Regions from separate parts of the Homo sapiens genome. Here region 1 is linked to region 2. A link is a loop called in an ENCODE intact Hi-C map of the cell type or tissue named here. Cell type or tissue: Calu3. All regions are shown on one strand. Each heading gives the region's core, and the rest is flanking DNA. Links, peaks and the distances in the headings are about the cores only.

Region 1 (8,422 bases), core at 137-8,136, 180 kb before region 2:
TTACTTCTTTGTATTCCTTCCACTATACAAAATACAAACCCTTGTTTATAGCTGATTCCCCAGTAAATTTCTGAAAGAACAAATGGATGAAAGAAGGATGATTTATGATATGTCCATGGTTGCTGAAAGAATGGGGAAAAATGTAAAATCACCTGAAAAGTTAATAGATAATAAATGCAAGAAGTTTTATTTGTAAAAAGCCAATAGATAATAAATAAAAGAAGTTTTATCCATGATAAGTAGATGCTGCTACTTTGTCAATGTCCCAGAGAAATACATGTGTCCAGAGAACATTTATTTGACCAATTCAATCAACCAACCAGAAATTCAGTTGAAACATCAGTTTGACAGGTATTGACTGAAGTGGCTGGGTAGCATAGTTGATCTTATTGGCCCTTTTGTGGTCCACATTTTAGTGGTGACCCAGTATTCCTCTCAGAAACCAGAAGGAAAGGAAAAAGGGAGGCAGGGCTTTAGCTATGCCATGATGTGGTTCAGAGAATATTGGATGAGAGCTAGTAGACCTGGTTTCTCCTCAGTCTTGGGGAGGGGCTTCCTGGCCATTGCTATGTGACCTCCCTCTCAGGACAGTACACTGAGAAGAGACAGAGCAAAGAGCTAGTCTGAAAGAGAGTGGACTATTGTCTGCTGGTCCCAGATCCATGCATTCTTCCATGCCTTCCTCTGTACTGCAGTCCACTTGCTAGAGGAAGGCTAGAATATAGGAGGAAGAAGGCTTTTTTGTCTGCTACTGGTAGAGCCACCAATAGCAGTAGTACCGAGGTCAGCAACTATGGGCTCTGGCAGCTCCATCGGTGACACTGAGCTTTAGCGGTGTCAGTCCTGGTTTCACCAGCATCAAAATGTAGTGTCCGGGGTTCCTAGTCAGAACAGCATAGATCCGACTGTGGCAATGGTAACAGCAGCAGCATCTTTAGAAACTCAGCAGACAGTGTGGGCTTGCAGGTTTCAACCCAGGTTGAAAAACCCCAGCTTCCTGATCTCTGGGGCACATTTCCCTCTCTGTGTGCTTCCCCAGCCCATCTAACACCTTGGTAACATTCTTTCTCCATTAATTCCTTCTGTTTGAAACATCCAGAGTAGTTTCTGTTTTTCTGTCTAGATAATGATTGATACACCTCCCATGCCCCACCTCTCACCCAGGACAGGATCGAAGTGTTGGGGGAGCCACAACCTGCTTCACCTAGAAAGTAAGAAAGAAAAAGAGAACTGAACAGTACCACACCTTACAAAGTTCAACCCCATTTTGAAAATTAAGGGTGGCTTATCAAATTTCCTAAGTCAGCCAACCCCTGGTGACATGTATTCATGGTGGTGCTGTGATGTGCCACTGAGATCCCCCATGAGGATTGAAGGATTTATCCCGCAGAAGCTGGAATTGCTCCCAAAATACAATCCCCAACTGTCAATCCTCTTCGGGATTTGTCTAGGCTTATGAAAACTAGGCAGAGGCAGCCCCCACCCAGTGACTGATCAGCAGGGAGTTATAAAGGCCCAAGCTCATATTCCAACAACGAAGCGCCATACCAGCTCCAGAGCTTCCCATGAAGTCAGCTGAGACCTTTGCTGGGACTACATCACAGCTCAAATTATCCCTTGTCCCAATCTGCCCCCTTCCCTTTTCTTCCATGGGAGTTTATCCCAAGAGCACTCCCTAATAAGCCCTACATACTCATCTCTGCCTCAGAACCTGCTGCCAAAGAGACATATATATGTGCTGGAGCTGCCGCAACAAAGTGCCACTGATGAGGTGGCCTAAACAACACCGACTTATTGGCTTACAGTTCTGCAGGCTGGAAATCCATGATCAAGGCGTCCGCAGCATTGGTTCCTTCTGAGGGCCGTGAAGGAAGGACTTGCTCCAGGCCTCTCCCCTTGGCTTGTAGAGAACTGTCTTTATGTTCACATGGCAGTCTCCATGTGTATAGATCTGTCTCCAAATTTCCCCCCCAACTTTTTTTTTTTTTTTTTTTTTTTTTTTGAGACAGAGTCTTGCTCTGTCACACAGGCTGGAGTGCAGTGGTACAATCTCAGCTCACTGCAACCTCCACCTTTTGGGTTCAAGCTGTTCTCCTGCCTCAGTCTCCCGAGTAGCTGGGACTACAGGCATGCGCCACCACACCCAGCTAATTTTTGTATTTTTAGTAGAGATGGCGTTTCACCATGTTGGCCAGGATGGTCTCGATCTCTTGACCTCGTGATCTGCCCCCTCGCCCTTCCAAAGTGCTGGGATTACAGGCATGAACCACCGTGCCCAGCCCAAATTTCCCCTTTTGGTAAGGACATCAGTCATATTGGATTAGGGCCCACCCTAATGACCTCATTTTAACTTGATTGCTTCTGTAATACCTTATCTCCAAACAAGGGCCCGTTGAGGTCCTGGGGGTTAGGACTTCACCACATGAATTTGAGAGGGTTGGGGGGAACAATTCAGCCCATAACAGAACCCAACCTGCAAACATATCAATTGTCTTTTCAACTAGGAGGACATTGACATGGATCTGCCAGCTTTCTAAGACTTTCCCCAGATTCAAGTCCAGTCACATCAAGTTGCCTTATTAAAGGGTCTGCCCACTCAAAAGGAGAAAGTGCAAAAGATGCTCAGCAAGGTTAGTTATGGGTTCCCCAGCACAGGCTGGCAATATTTTAATCAGGAATGACAGAGTCTGGTTCCCAGGCTAGAGGGAAACCTGAAATGGGGCATCTATTGGGAAATACGCATTTACAAGGAAACTATTTATTACACATAGCTGGGTGATGAGAAATGTGGCTGATCATTCACCTCTGGAAGGGTGTCTGGGAGTCTAACATAATTAGGCTCTTATGTCGTTTGTTCCCAAAATTAATAACAGTATGACAATGAATAAAGGTGGGAGGAGGAAGGTACAGGCAAATAGATGATAGATTTTTTTTTTAACTAGAAAAGGAGAACTTTTCTTTCTTTCTTTTTCTTTCTTTTTCTTTCTTTCTTTCTTTTTTTAAATTTTGAGACAGAATCTCACTCTTTCACCCAGGCTGGAGTGCAGTGGCATGATCTTGGCTCACTGCAACCTTCACCTCCCAGGTTCAAGAGATTCTCCTGCCTCAGCTTCCCAAGTAGCTGGGATAACAGGCGCGTGCCACCACACTCAGCTAATTTTTGTATTTTTAGTAGAGACGGGGTTTCACCGTGTTGGCCAGGCTGGTCTCAAGCTCCTGGCCTCAAGTAATCCACTGGCCTTGGCCTCCAAAGTGCTGGGATTACAGGTGTAAAACCATCATGCCCAGCCCTATTTTTTCAATTTACTGATAGAGTTATCATGGTATTCCTATGTTTTTCTCCGCGTACACATTGCCTTGCTTTCAAGCTGAAAATGTGAAGATGCTTTGCCGTAGAAAGCATTGTCACAGTAAAACGCCTTAAGAGTCAGCATTTTGTTAGTGGGGGCAGGGTAGCAGGAAATGTGGGCTATAGAGAAATTTATGCATGAATGCTTAAAAGCAACCTAAAGCCAGCCTGCACTTTGGAACTCAAGTTGGTGTTACAGTCTGTATCTGGAGCCATCAAAACCATGTTGGGATGGGGCATTTGAAGGAGTACAAACAGGCAGGGTTACAATCTGGCCCTGAGCCCTAAATCCCAAGAACACTGGCCTCAAAAACATCAGAAAGCAATGGAGGTCTGAGAATCAAGTGCAAATGTTCTCATGTGCCAGGAAAACCTAAGACAGCTATTTTCACAGTATATTGGGGCTTGGCCAGGTTCCAGAAACCATCAGCAAAGTAGCCTGCCTTGATACTTCAAAGGAAGAAGTCGCACTGATAAATCCTGCCCACACTTTCCACCGCACACACTTCATCTTGAGGTATATAATACCACAACAATGAGTCACTGGGCTGGAGCCTGAGGCCTGTCCACAGGACAGAAAGAAAGAAAAAAGTCTCTCACATCTGTTGTCTAGGGCAATTCCCCTCACTCTTCAAAACTGCATAAAAACAGAATAATAAAAACTGTCACAGGACAAATGAGTTATGGCCTGGTTTACCTGTACAGTGTCCCTCAGTAGAACTATAACGAAGTTGGCCCACCATTTTTCTTTACCACATTTTATCACATTTTGATAAAACTCATCAGACAGGGAGGAACCAATCTACTTTATTCCTTAGATTCAGCTCAGATATCTTAGGAGGACTTTAAACCATGAGACAAGCTGAGAGCTTTTCTTTAACATACTTACACACTCATACCTTGGAAAGCCTCTGTCTTCTGAATTGTATTTGGTGTAAATGAAAATTCAGCAAATATTCACAAGAATACCCAAGGTAAAGAATATCAAGCCTAGGTGTCATGGACGAGAAGAAAGCAACAAGGGGATGCCAAGGTCAAGAGTAGGGCCTTTGCTTCTTAGTGGGGGTTGGGCAGGAAGAAATCATAAAAATTCCTTTTCTATAAATCCTGCACTGTCTGGACTGCTCATGGGCTGACTGGCAATTTGGTCAGGCAATAGACTTTTCCCATCTGGTCATTTAGCGAGGGTCTATGGAAAGATAGTGGAAATCGTCTACATCTTTTGCTGAGTAAGACAAGAAAGTCAACGAATGCAGCGACTACATAGTATACTGGAGGCTAAAGTCTTAAGAGACACATTGGTTTAGATGTGTGCACGTGGCCATGTTTGCTTTGGGGCAGTTTTTTGGACACACAGACACGTCTCCACCCACTCGTTTACCCCTACCCCATTCCCACCCTTACCCGCACCCCCACCTCACTTTGTTCTTAAGACTATAGTTATGCATAACTGCTAAGAGTAAACACTTTCCAGATGACCTACACAAAAATCCTTTTCCAAAGACTCTTCTTGGTTTCAGGTGAGTTCTCATTTTCCTTCACTCAAGTTTTGTTTGTCTCCCCCAGGGTAGCAAACGCAGTCAGATGATACTTCCTGACAGCATCCAAGAGCAAGTCTCACCACCACATCTGTCAATAAAAAAGAAAACAAGGAGCTGCCAATTTGTCTATTTATAGGTGCCAATAAAATCCTGCACAGAACTTTAGTCAACAAGACTATTTCAGAAGGGGTGGCCAACAGTGTGGCCTTTCACTGGCAAGGGCCACCTTTGTCATCACTTAAGAAAGAAAACCTGCCAAGTTTTCTGTGAGGCCCTCAATAAATCTTACTGAGTATTTCCATACACATCAGCCACCTTAACTTGAGGAAAGCCAACTTGGTGAGCATTATGTTGATTTACCAAGATAAGGAGCCTAGAGTCTATGGCAAGAAGTTCTTGAGGCCCCTCAGGGAGTGTCAAACAGTCCAACCCATAGGCAGGGGAGGAGGAAAATTACACCTCTCCTTCAACACCTCCAGAGCCCAGGATCCTGCCACCTGTCAGAGCAGAGGGGCAGTGGGTGTTGGCATGGCCCACAAGATGCCTCCAAGGAGAGAGGCACTGAGACAGGGGTTGCACTGGGGTTTCTAAATCCTGGGAGCTGAGAGTCAGATCCAGGATACACACTGGGGTTCCCATTGCCTAGCCCTAAAACATGGCAGTTGTGGTTAGCTCTGGTGAAGCAAAAAGACCACCAAATTGAATTCAGATAATTAGTTCTAATTATGCTAACTCTACCACTTTCTGCTTTTTAGAACTTGAGCAAATTACTTGATTTTTTCTGAGCTTTATGCAGTTCTTATGAAGACTAAATAAAAAGGTATTCAATATTAATAGGTAGTTTATTAAGCATTTCCTGTAAGCCAATGACAGTGCTAAGAACACAAATATCCCAGTGTTCAGATAGGAATTGTAAAGGGTGGAGACAGTAACTTGCCCAGAGCCACACAGTTAAACATGGCAGATATCTTATACATATTTTGGCTATTTTGTTTATCATTTTAGAACCACGAGAACACCTCAGCTACCACTATAACATGAATTTTTTTAATCCAGTGCCAATTTTATTTTTTGGTTGTTTGTTGGCAGAACACAAAACTCATAAAAAGCTTCACCCAGGATAGCCATTGTTGTGTGATAAAGTTGGGAGATTGATTAAAACGGCAGTGACATTGTGGTATTATTTTTGTTTTGTGTTGTTAGTGGCCAGATCCTTCACAAACACCTGGAAACTAGTGTGGCTTCTGGTTCTAGCCATTCGGTAACAGCTCTGAGGCTGAATAAATTGGACGTGAGAATGTGACAGTGAAAGACGGCTTGGGAACACCCAGGGTCTGAATAAAGCTTAGAAAATACACCACACCTTTATAGAAAAAGTAGATTTCTGTTTTATAAGGGAAAGATTGGCAGGAGTTCCAGGCCAGCTGCCCCCAAGAAAGAGGTAACTATTTAAGCCAATAAGGTTTCCATCTACACAAGTGCTCAAGTGGAAACCAGCCAACCAGAGTTAGCAGTTCTGTGGCAGAGAATCTCTGAAATCACCGCTGTGTTCTGAAATCACAGAACAGAGGCCTCCCAAGCTTGCCGAGCCACTCAGCCTCACAGAGCCTCATTTCCACTTCTCTAAGATGTAGGGACTAGATCATGCAAAATGGTCTAACCAAAGAGTAGATTTCTTTGAGGTTTCTTTCTGTTCCAAAATTCTGAGATTCTTAATTATGTCGAGGAAGCCACTTCGAAGCTGCTTTAGATAAAATAACCAGAATCCAAAATAAAGTTCGGCTTCAGCTGAGCATAATATTCCTGACACTTTACACCAAGCTTGTCCAACCCGTGGCCGGTGGGCCGCATGCAGCCCAGGACAGCTTTGAATTTGGCCCATACACTTCCTTAAAACATTATGAGATTTTTTTTTTTTTTTTTTTTTTTTTAGCTCATCAACTATCGTTAGTGTTAGTGCATTTTATGTGTGGCCCAAGACAATTGTTCTTCCAGTGTGGCCCAGGGTAGCCAAAAGATTGGACACACCTGCTCTACAGTGTGTATTTTCTTTCACAGTGTCTTAAAAGGAACACATTTCAAAATCCCTACATTTTTCTTCTTTTTCTTCTCCCTCTTCTCCTCCTTCATCTTGTTTGCCATCATTATCATCATGATTGTACTTAGGGTATTTGTTTAATGTGTTTGTTTTTACAGAAAGTGCCTTTTGCAAGCCACTGCTCCTACTGACCTAGTAGTGGAAGGTAAACTGAGTGTCACAGAACTCCAAGCATCCTCACATGTGCACTGAACAAGAAAACTGTGGAGTGCCTGCCCACTCCAAGCCACCTGCCCCACGCCACCCCAAGGGGTGCCCACCAACAGCCCCAAGGGAAGGGGTTCTTCGAGCATAAATTGCTAGGTTCAGATCAGGTTCAGATCCTCATTCGCAGGTGATTGGTCTGAACCCTGTATCAGTCAGGGTTCTCTAGAAGGACAGAATTAAAGGAATATATATATGTTTATTAAGTATTAACCCATATGATCACAAGGTCCCACAACAGGCCATCTGCAGGCTGAGGAGCAAGGAGAGCCAGTCCGAGTTCCAAAACTGAAGAACTTGGAGTTTGATGTTTGAGGGCAGAAAGCATCCAGCATGGGAGAAAGATGTAGGCTGGGAGGCTAGGCCAGTTTCTCTTTTCACATTTTCCTGCCTGCTTATATTCTAGCTGTGCTGGCAGCTGATAAGATACCAGATTAAGGGTGGGTCTGCCTTTCCCAGCCCACTGACTCCAGTTTTAATCTCCTTTGGCAACACTCTCACAGACACACCCAGGATCAATACTTTGTATCCTTCAATCCAATCAAGTTGACACTCAGTATTAACCATCACAATCTAGGTGTAGAAGTCTCACCTCAGAGCAGCTCCTCTCTGAGTCGCCCTGACACAAAAGCTGAGCCTAACAAAGACAAGGGGGATCAATGGAAGCACTCAGAGTCCCTCTCTAGAAGCGTCTAAATGAGAATCATAGAGCTATTCATGAGTGGAAAGGTAGGAAAGAAACCGAAGCCCAGAGGCCTTCAGCAGAAACCTAGAGTAGCAGAAGCCACAGGCAAGAGGAAGCCTGGGCAGGCAAAAGCTAGGGGAAAGCCTGCAGTCCTAGACAGCTAAAACTGAATGACATGCAGAAGAGCAATGAGATACTCGGTTGTGCAGTGGCACAAATAGTAGAAAATTAGAAAACTCCTGCTGCTCTAGGACCACAAGGCAATCCAGCTCCCAGAGTTGCTTCTGATTCTGTGTAACCTCCTAGTTCCTGATGGACATACCATTCTCCATGAGTTTTGGCTCTTTGCAATTCCCCCATGAGGTCTGGTACAGATTTCTGCCTACATATATCCACCAATGAATCTCAATTTCTTCATTGTAACCTGAGTCAGTCTCTCATGCTGATCATCAAAAGGCCTATTAAGTATAAAATGCTGTATGGACTTACTGTCTGAACGATGACTCCTAACCTGCTCACAACTCCACTAACATGGATGCTTCTGT
Region 2 (8,422 bases), core at 243-8,242:
GATCATGTCACTTTTTCCCAACATCCATCTCTGGAGAGAGGGAACTGGTCTACTTTGCTCACCATGGTGATGCCAGAACTGAGCACATAGTGGGCCTTCATTTGTTGAATAAATGTAGAAATGAATGAATTAATATGATCAGGCTAGTGAACTCTTAAACCTCCTACCTTTGACATTCTGCAGCTACATGACTTGCATCTACTTTCCCACATAAAAGATGACAAAGAATCCCTTGAATTTCAGAGTTTAAACTGACGAATATATGCAGTAATGTAGAAATAGTTTTAATATGTTTCTATTTCATCACACATTTATGCATATATATTAATTGAGCTTATTTAATACAGTTCTTGATCCCTGAAACTTAATTAACAAAGGCATTAAGTTATTGAAAACACGAACATTGTCACCTCTGGTGTAAATGTTAGAGTAGAATCAGGTATTGTTCTTTCATGTTGCAATTAAAATTTAAATTAATATATAGACCTGGCTATGTTTTGTTTCTTAACAAAAATATATAAGGAAATGACATTCTATTAAAATACACTATTACAAAAGAAAAATCTATAGAGGAATTAATTTATGTCCATGACAAAGTCTTTTCTCTGAAAAGAGTAGCAAAAAACATAAGCTTTGGGTTTTTATCACCTGATCCTTTGTTCATATCTGCACACTTTGTTGCACACATAAACAATTTTGTAGATTTATGGCTATCTATATAAACACCTTTTACTCTAGCAGTTCCCACATTTTCAGCAATTACAGAAATTTAGGATTCTCAATTCTCCATAAAATATGAGCAAAAACACTGCAAATTCCTGTTCCCCGTCCACCAAAATCTCTCACACAGTAATTAAAGTCCTTATCAGCATCACCGCGTGCTACATAACAATCTAGTCTTCCTAAAAGTAAATTCACAAGGGGGAAATTCCTCTTGATGATAAGCAAACAGCAATTATTATTCCCTGTTATTAAAATGCTCTCAGTTAATTGTACAGATACCAGCAGAAAGATTACCTTAAAAGGCTGGATAGCAAAAGGGAGTTAGAGTTTTGAACCTTCTGGTCTAATTTAGACGAGAGTTTACAGAGAGATTCAGTAAATATTTGTAAGGAACCATTAACATTGAGTAAACAATTCAATGCCTGCAAGGAAAAATGTATTTGAATAATTGTAAAAGAACCTCCCTCCATACATGCTGGAAATGAATTATTTTAAAATGAAAATAGCTCAAATACATTAACAGAAAAATACTACCAGTCACATTTTCTAAGCATTCTTTATTGTATACACAGTTGATCATCCTGGACTGTATAAGAGGCACATGTTCGAAAAAAAAAAAAAAAAAGAAGAAGAACAAGCTGCTGTTTTCACTCCAGGGATTATTTTACAGGGAACTCAGCAGGCTCAGCCCTTCCTTAGCATTTTTTTCTGTTTCTGTCCCAACAGAAATGAGATTTTAGTGTTTGTCTTTTGTGCTGCTAACACTGAGCTTGCCAAGGTATCCCTGTTTGATGCTCTACTTCCATTGATGGAGCGAGGGAGGAAAGAGCAAGTAAATGAGGAAGCTCTGAGATTTCTCTTCCCCTCCAAATGGCAGAGATAAATCTAGCCAGTGAACATGAAGGCGCCCTGGCTCAATTAAAAACCAACTTTGATAAAATATTTTGTTTAAAGAGAAAAATAGTCTCTCCAGTGAAAACTGTTTAGGGCAGCTGTGCAGGGGAAGCAGGTGTTGAGTCTACCCTGAGGGCTTCAGAAATATTAATATTTAAACCTCTCACATTTCACTAAAGTTCACGACAGCTTCCTAATGCCTGGAGGAAGACAGAGCAGGAAAATCACAAGCCACAAAGTGGGGAATGCCTTCTAATTTGGCCAGAGCAGGGCCTGATTGTCTGTCTCCCTGACTCAGCCTCTCTGATTTGCTGCAAGCTCACAAAGACCATGCATTAGAATTTCAAAGCTGGCTCCATCCTCCACACGCTGTAAAGACATAACATGTCATCAAAACACAGGGTTTTCCAGGCCGTGATTTGTTTGTCTAGACTCTGGCCATTGAACTCTGTTTATTACTAAACAGAGTTTAGTGTGGAATGGGCAACAAATCAAAGGGGGCTCTGAGAGCCCTGAGTGCATGCAGACACTCTTCCTTCTCAGTTTCCACTGCTCTTAGAGGTCTATCTTTCCCAGGACCCAGGGGCTGATCACTAGACTAACGTTTCATCTTTTTTTGACCTGGGACATGACCCTGGGCCATTTGTAACCCTCAGATCCCCTCCCCATCATTGTGCAAGTAGGCAGCCCTTAATAATTATATTCTGGCGGCTGCATGGAGAGGTCATGAAGAATGACTAATGATTAACATTTGAAAATGGAACATGATAGGAAAATACCACCAATCACGGCAAAACCGTCTGTCAGAAGAGCAGAGGGCAACGACAACAAAACACTATTCAAAGAATATCCTCTTCCAAGATGAGAATGTGCCATTCAGAAGAAGTCTTCAGGTTTGTTTTTCAAAAGACACATAATTATCAGATACGTTGTTATCATTTTTAATGCATAATTGTTAGCCTACTTGTTAATGAATATATATTTCCTACTTTAAAAGACTTGATGTAGAGGATAAAATGGAGATTCACAGCTCTTTTTAGAAAATAGTGCACAACTTGATTCTTTTAAAGAAAAAGCATCTCTGTTGCCTATAAAAATATAATTGCTTTGTACAAAAATAAATTATCTCAGGCAGCATTTCTGAAACACATCGATTACATTAAGAAAGACCTATGAGCTAAGAGAAGGCTTGTAAGTTCAGAGGCTAAGGATGGAGGTCTCTAAATGAAAAGGCTTAGGTACCAACTCCCTATGAACCTTACATTAACAGAGGCCTCTGGTTCAGTTTTAGCCCTTAGAAAAAACTGCAAGTGAAGTCAGTTACCCTAATATTATCATCCCTGTCAAATGCTCCTCGGTTAAGGAAATTGTAAACAACTGTATCCTTTATGTCTTGGAATAAGATTCCATTTACCCAGCTGGAGTGGCAACACCCCACTAGGTCAGGCACTGTGGGCCTTTTGCCTGTGATTCCATCCTCCCCACACCTCCACCTCACCAGGTAGGTGTCTATCCGTGCAGAAATGATGGCTGAATTAAATTGAATAAATGTTAGAACTCCAAAACAAAACAACATATTATCTAAATGGGCACAAGCTATCTAATCTGTGTTTCACTTCTGCTGCCAGAAATGGAAAGCTATCACTCCAAAGGCATGTTAAGCAAAACAAAATAATACTTCCAAAGAAGGTCTAGCTTCTGTTCTGTGACAATTTGGTGATCATTCATCAGATGGACAAAAAAGCCAAAAGGGTCAAACCAACCAGAACTTAAAACGATGGTCAGGAACTTCTGACCTATCCTTTGTGGCAGTTTCAAGGAGCCCAGTAGAAGATTTGGCCCCAGCTAGTCACTATGATCTCTCTACCTGCACCCACGGGCTAGGACTAGAGACCCATCTCATCCCAGAGGTGTCAATCATAGGCCTATACACACTCTGCACAGTTCTAAGGAAATTTAGGTGAAAGGAGTGGGGAAAGAATCAACCTAGATGTTCCTGGGGCCCATCCTGACCAAGGCCCTTGGTATGGCTTCAAACCCCCAAAATGACAAAGAGGACCTCATGTTTGCTGCCCCAACAAACCTGATGTAATTTCACAATAGATCCAGTTCCATTAACAGAGGCCTCTGGCTCAGTTTTAGCCCTTAGAAAAAACTGCAGGTGAAGTCAGTTACCCTAATATTATCATCCCTGTCAAATGCTCCTCGGTTAAGGAAATTGTAAACAACTGTATCCTTTATATCTTGGAATAAGATTCCATTTACCCAGCTGGAGCGGCAACACCCCTCTAGGTCAGGCACTGTGGGCCTTCTGCCTGTGATTCCATCCTCCCCGCACCTCCAGCTCACCAGGTAGGTGTCTATCCATGCAGAAATGGTGGCTGAATTAAATTGAATAAATGTTAGAACTCCAAAACAAAACAAAAACCAAATAGTCATTTTCATCCACATTCACACATCAAGTGTTTTTCTTTAAAGGCTGAAGGGGATAGCAGGTGAAAGTAGAAAGAGCAGACGGTATGAGAAAACACCCCTCACCCAACCAACTTGGTCATTGATTTTTTTAAAAAAGGAGTCTTTATCTTTACACAGAAGGTAGAAGTTATAATTTAACTCTCAAGTTAACTATAGGTCCCCTTGCCTTTCAAGTCATATGAACACAAAAGGCTTTAATGATTTTTTAACTAAAGAAGGAAAAAACATACCATATGAAAATCACTTCTCCCCCCTAACACGAATACACTGGCCACTCAAAGATAGGTCTGTGAGATCCTTATCCACAGGATCTATTAATAAGAGCAGCACAGGAAACTCGGCACAATCACAATCCAAAGTTTAGTTTGACAAACACAGGAAGGCCACTGGCTTAAGAGTCTCTGCATATGCAGTTAAAACCTCATTTGAACACCTGCATAATCATTTCCCTCCTAAAAAAAAAAAAGGAGAGTGGATTTTTACTTGTAAGTTCTCAGTTTTAAGTAGACCAAATCTAACGAACATCTTTTTCCACCACAGTGAAGAAAAGAAAAAGGAAATTCCATGGTCTCCAGTAACAAGTTTGCAGAAACACAAAATCATTTTTACAAGACACTTATCTCTCAAGACTATTCACATACACAAGAGGGGAATTTTTACAGGCTAATGTGACATAAAATTTGTATATAAAATCATCCCTTAATGCCCCAGAGGACTTACTCCTTTACAAAATCCTTTAAAAAAAGAAGACAATGATCATCTCTGGGTTATGAGATTATGAGTACTTTTTATTGTTCTTTTTCACTTATTTTCAAGCTTTTATACCAAGTTCAATTTTTGCCTTTAAAATCAGAAAAAAAAATAATTAATTCTTATGGTAGAATTCGAGATGAAGAATCTCTCTGAGGGCTGTCAGCCTTTGTGTTAATTTTTTTTTTTTTTTTTTTTTTAAACAGGGTCTCACTCTGCCACCCAGGCTGGAGTGCAGCGGTGCCATCTCAATGTAACTTCCATCCCCTAGGGTTCAAGCAAATCTCCCGCCTCAGCCTCGTGAGTAGCTGGGATTACAAGTGCACACCACCACGCCTGGCTAATTTTTATTTATTTTTATTTTACTTTATATTTTATTTTATTTTATTTTATTTTATTATTTTATTTTATTTTATTTTATTTTATTTTATTATTTTATTTTATTTTATTTTATTTTACTGAGACGGAGTCTTGCTCTGCCGCCCAGGCTGGAGTGCAGTGGCGCGATCTCGGTTCACTGCAAGCTCCGCCTCCCGGGTTCACGCCATTCTTCTGCCTCAGCCTCCCAAGTAGCTGGGACTACAGGCGCCCGCTACCACGCCCGGCTAATTTTTTGTATATTTAGTAGAGACGGGATTTCACCGCGTTAGCCAGGATGGTTTCGAAATCCTGACCTCGTGATCTGCCCATCTCGACCTCCCAAAGTGCTGGGATTACAGGCGTGAGCCACCGCGCCCAGCCACGCCTGGCTAATTTTTGTAATTTTTGGTAGAGACGGGGTTTCAACCATGTTGGCCAGGTCGGTCTTAAACTCCTGACCTCCAGTGATCTGCCTGCCTCAGCCTCCCAAAGTGCTGGGATTACAGGCATGAGGCACTACACCTGGCCCATTAGCATGGATGTTTAAGAGGCAATACCTCCGGGCAGACACATCCCCCAGATGAAGACTGGATTTAGCTCCAGTCACCCCTCTGGAGTGCACAGTCCTAGCTTAGTCCCGATTGTCCATCTTTCTGTGATCCAGATTTCTATGATATCCAGTTGTGCTTACATGTTCATTTGCACTTGTGTGTGACTATGGGACCAAAGTCCTCAATCTTCACACACTGACCAGGAATTTGATTCCTGGCACTGTGAAATCCAAACTGGCCCTGACGTTTTACTCAAAAATCCTTTCTAAAGAAGCCATGACAGACAGTTATATCTTGAGACCCAGAGCAATTTTACTTACATGTCGGCATGAAGGAACAACAAGGGCCTCACTAAAAAGTAAGGGTATGCCAATATGAACAAATAAAAAGGCCTGGCTTCATGTCCCCTGTCTGCATGTGCAACTTAATCAAGATGGATCTTTACTCACTGCAGTTCTGGGGCTTCATCAACCTCAACATCCCGTTCTATTTACTTTTACTTTCAAAATAATGCCCCTGACCACTGCCATCCCCACAACTCTGACACCTTCCTAAGTGGATGTACAGGTCTTCATAGCTGTGGACGACACAGTCACTTCTAGTCTTCACTCCAAGACACACAACAGGTTCCCTGTAGAGATGCAATGTGTTCCTGAGTATCAGAGCGTTCTGCCACCCACTCAAATCTGGATTGTGCACTCACAGCCCTCACCCTTCCCAAGTTGGCCAAACCTCCCAGATAGCAGATAGAGGCTGTGAGAAGTAAAACAGTCATCTACATCAACAAAAGGGCGTCAAAGTGACATATATGGACCAAAGAGGGAGGGAAGGAAGAAAGGAATCGCCACCTAGCCAGGCAAATGAACAGGGGTAAGTCTGGCCATCAGAACTAGCTACACAATTTTGGGGGCCCATTGCAAAATGAAAATGCAAGCCCCTTTTTTCAAAAAGTATTAAGAATTTCAAGACACCCGCAGCAAAGCATTAAACCAGATATGGGCTGCTTTCAAGGATGGGGCCATGGGTTACTACACAGGTCACATGCCCATGAAGCCTGTCCTGCTGGCTGTCAGTGGTAAAGTCACTGGCTTCCATGTCCAAATTAGCAGCAGTCAAATGGGCTAGAGAGGACAGTAGTGAAATAAATAAATTAAATAATCCATTAAGGGGTCAAAAGCTATGTGTCCTAGGTCAGCTTCTTGTTTATAGATAGCTCTACACATTTTTCAAAATATTTTTCTATTTTTTATCTGGAAAATGGAGCATCAGTAGTTACAACATCACAGTGATAGGACTCAAATTGGCAGCTCCTGATCCTGCAAGTAATGAGAATGTTAAATATACCATCTAGCCAATCATGGAGGGCAGTTTTCATTGTAACAGAACTGGATGGAATTCAAATCACTTTGGCAAGAAAACCCAAAGCCATAATTTTCTCCCATGGCGTACTCAAATTCAGGTAGAAGTTAGTTATGAATGAAATTTCCCTTTATCTGGGCTGCCAAAGACAGCACTGCAGGCCTTCACTTCCTGGAAAACCCTAAACCAAGCTGGGTTCATGCTCCCACCCAGATCAGCCTTTCCTCAAGGGCCCCAGGAGCGCCTCATCCCAGCCTTTCTGGGAATTCTCCAGGTTCTGACATTCCCGTAATTCCTCCCCAGGTCTCGGCAGGGATCCCAACGTTTAAACTTATGTACGTATTTTAAAACCAATTATTTTCTCTTTATGCTCAAAAAGTGGTTGGAGCTGAATTTTTGACAAAATTCGTAGGATTTAAGATATCTCCAAGCTAGATTCTTCATCCTTAATAAACAGTTAAAGAAAAGAAATGTCCAGGCACTAACTCCACAGCATGCCAAGGCCAGAAACTGCTCTGCAATGTAAATCGCTTTTTAAGGAGAAAAGAGAAAACATCACAATTCTAAAACCGGCACTAAAAAAGTTATGCTGGGGTGGATGAATGGTTTGTGGAGCTGTAAAAACATACTTAGGTCTTGTATGAACATATCCTTGAATTTCAAACATATGAGCCACATCATTATTAATAGCCTGGTATATACACTGCCCAGTTTTACCCGCTCATACATCGACCCCACATACACTCACAGTTCCTCCCCTGGGGGGCTGAGCAAACACATAAAATTCGTAGGGCCTGTGGCTAACACTTCTTTATTTTGAATAGCCGTATTTCACATGGAGAAGGCAGGGCGGGAGAGCTAAGATTTATTGACAGCCTACTGTGTGCTAAGCCCTGTGTCAAGTGCTTTCATAAAGGTTAGCTCATCTTTTCTTCCAAGGGAAGCCCCGATTGAAAGATGAATGACCTTATGAAGGTCACACAGCCGATCCATTGGAGAGATAGCATTCAATCTCACTTCACCGGCCCCAAAGCCTTCTTCTTTCCACTCCAGCACAGCGCAGTTCTGATGCTTCATGAGCCAGCAGCAGGTTCAGTAGCTGAGCTGAGGACACAGTGGGGCAGCGCCCAGCTAACTGTTGAAGAAAGGGACAACTGTGGTGTCCAGGGGGTCACAGCTTGTCCTCCCTCCCCACCGGAAGGAGTCCAGCCCTGCAGATAGAGCACAGGCACTGGAGGCTGTAATAGTAAGAATAGTCCAGTAAAGCAGCTGGACAGAGAATCAGGGTGTCCGGACTGGCGAGCAGAGCC

Evidence for each region. A loop is a pair of places that touch in the nucleus more often than their neighbours do. Peaks named below come from ENCODE experiments on the same cell type or tissue, not always from the same donor. Only the 100,000 strongest peaks of a DNase experiment are listed, where the experiment ranks them.
Region 1: a loop joins it to region 2, with 2.7 times the contacts of the local background. A loop is called at or near these places in 2 of 110 quality-filtered maps.

Annotation. Positions count from the first base shown.
Region 1 is chr5:74,323,308-74,331,729 of GRCh38, forward strand. It overlaps LINC01333 (long intergenic non-protein coding RNA 1333), which reads left to right. Exons shown (of 5, transcript NR_197443.1): 2 at 1,124-1,211; 3 at 2,505-2,630. It overlaps LINC01331 (long intergenic non-protein coding RNA 1331), which reads right to left. Exons shown (of 4, transcript NR_197436.1): 4 at 4,137-4,978. Among named protein-coding and RNA genes, the nearest start is that of LINC01333, 5.9 kb to the left of the region's middle. In Calu3, for the core only: no CTCF peak of the experiment used is centred there; DNase peaks (open chromatin) are centred at 2,734 and 3,814.
Region 2 is chr5:74,498,369-74,506,790 of GRCh38, forward strand. The region is part of intron 2 of LINC01331 (long intergenic non-protein coding RNA 1331); the gene reads right to left. Among named protein-coding and RNA genes, the nearest start is that of LINC01331, 34 kb to the right of the region's middle. In Calu3, for the core only: no CTCF peak of the experiment used is centred there; DNase peaks (open chromatin) are centred at 1,893, 3,933 and 4,413.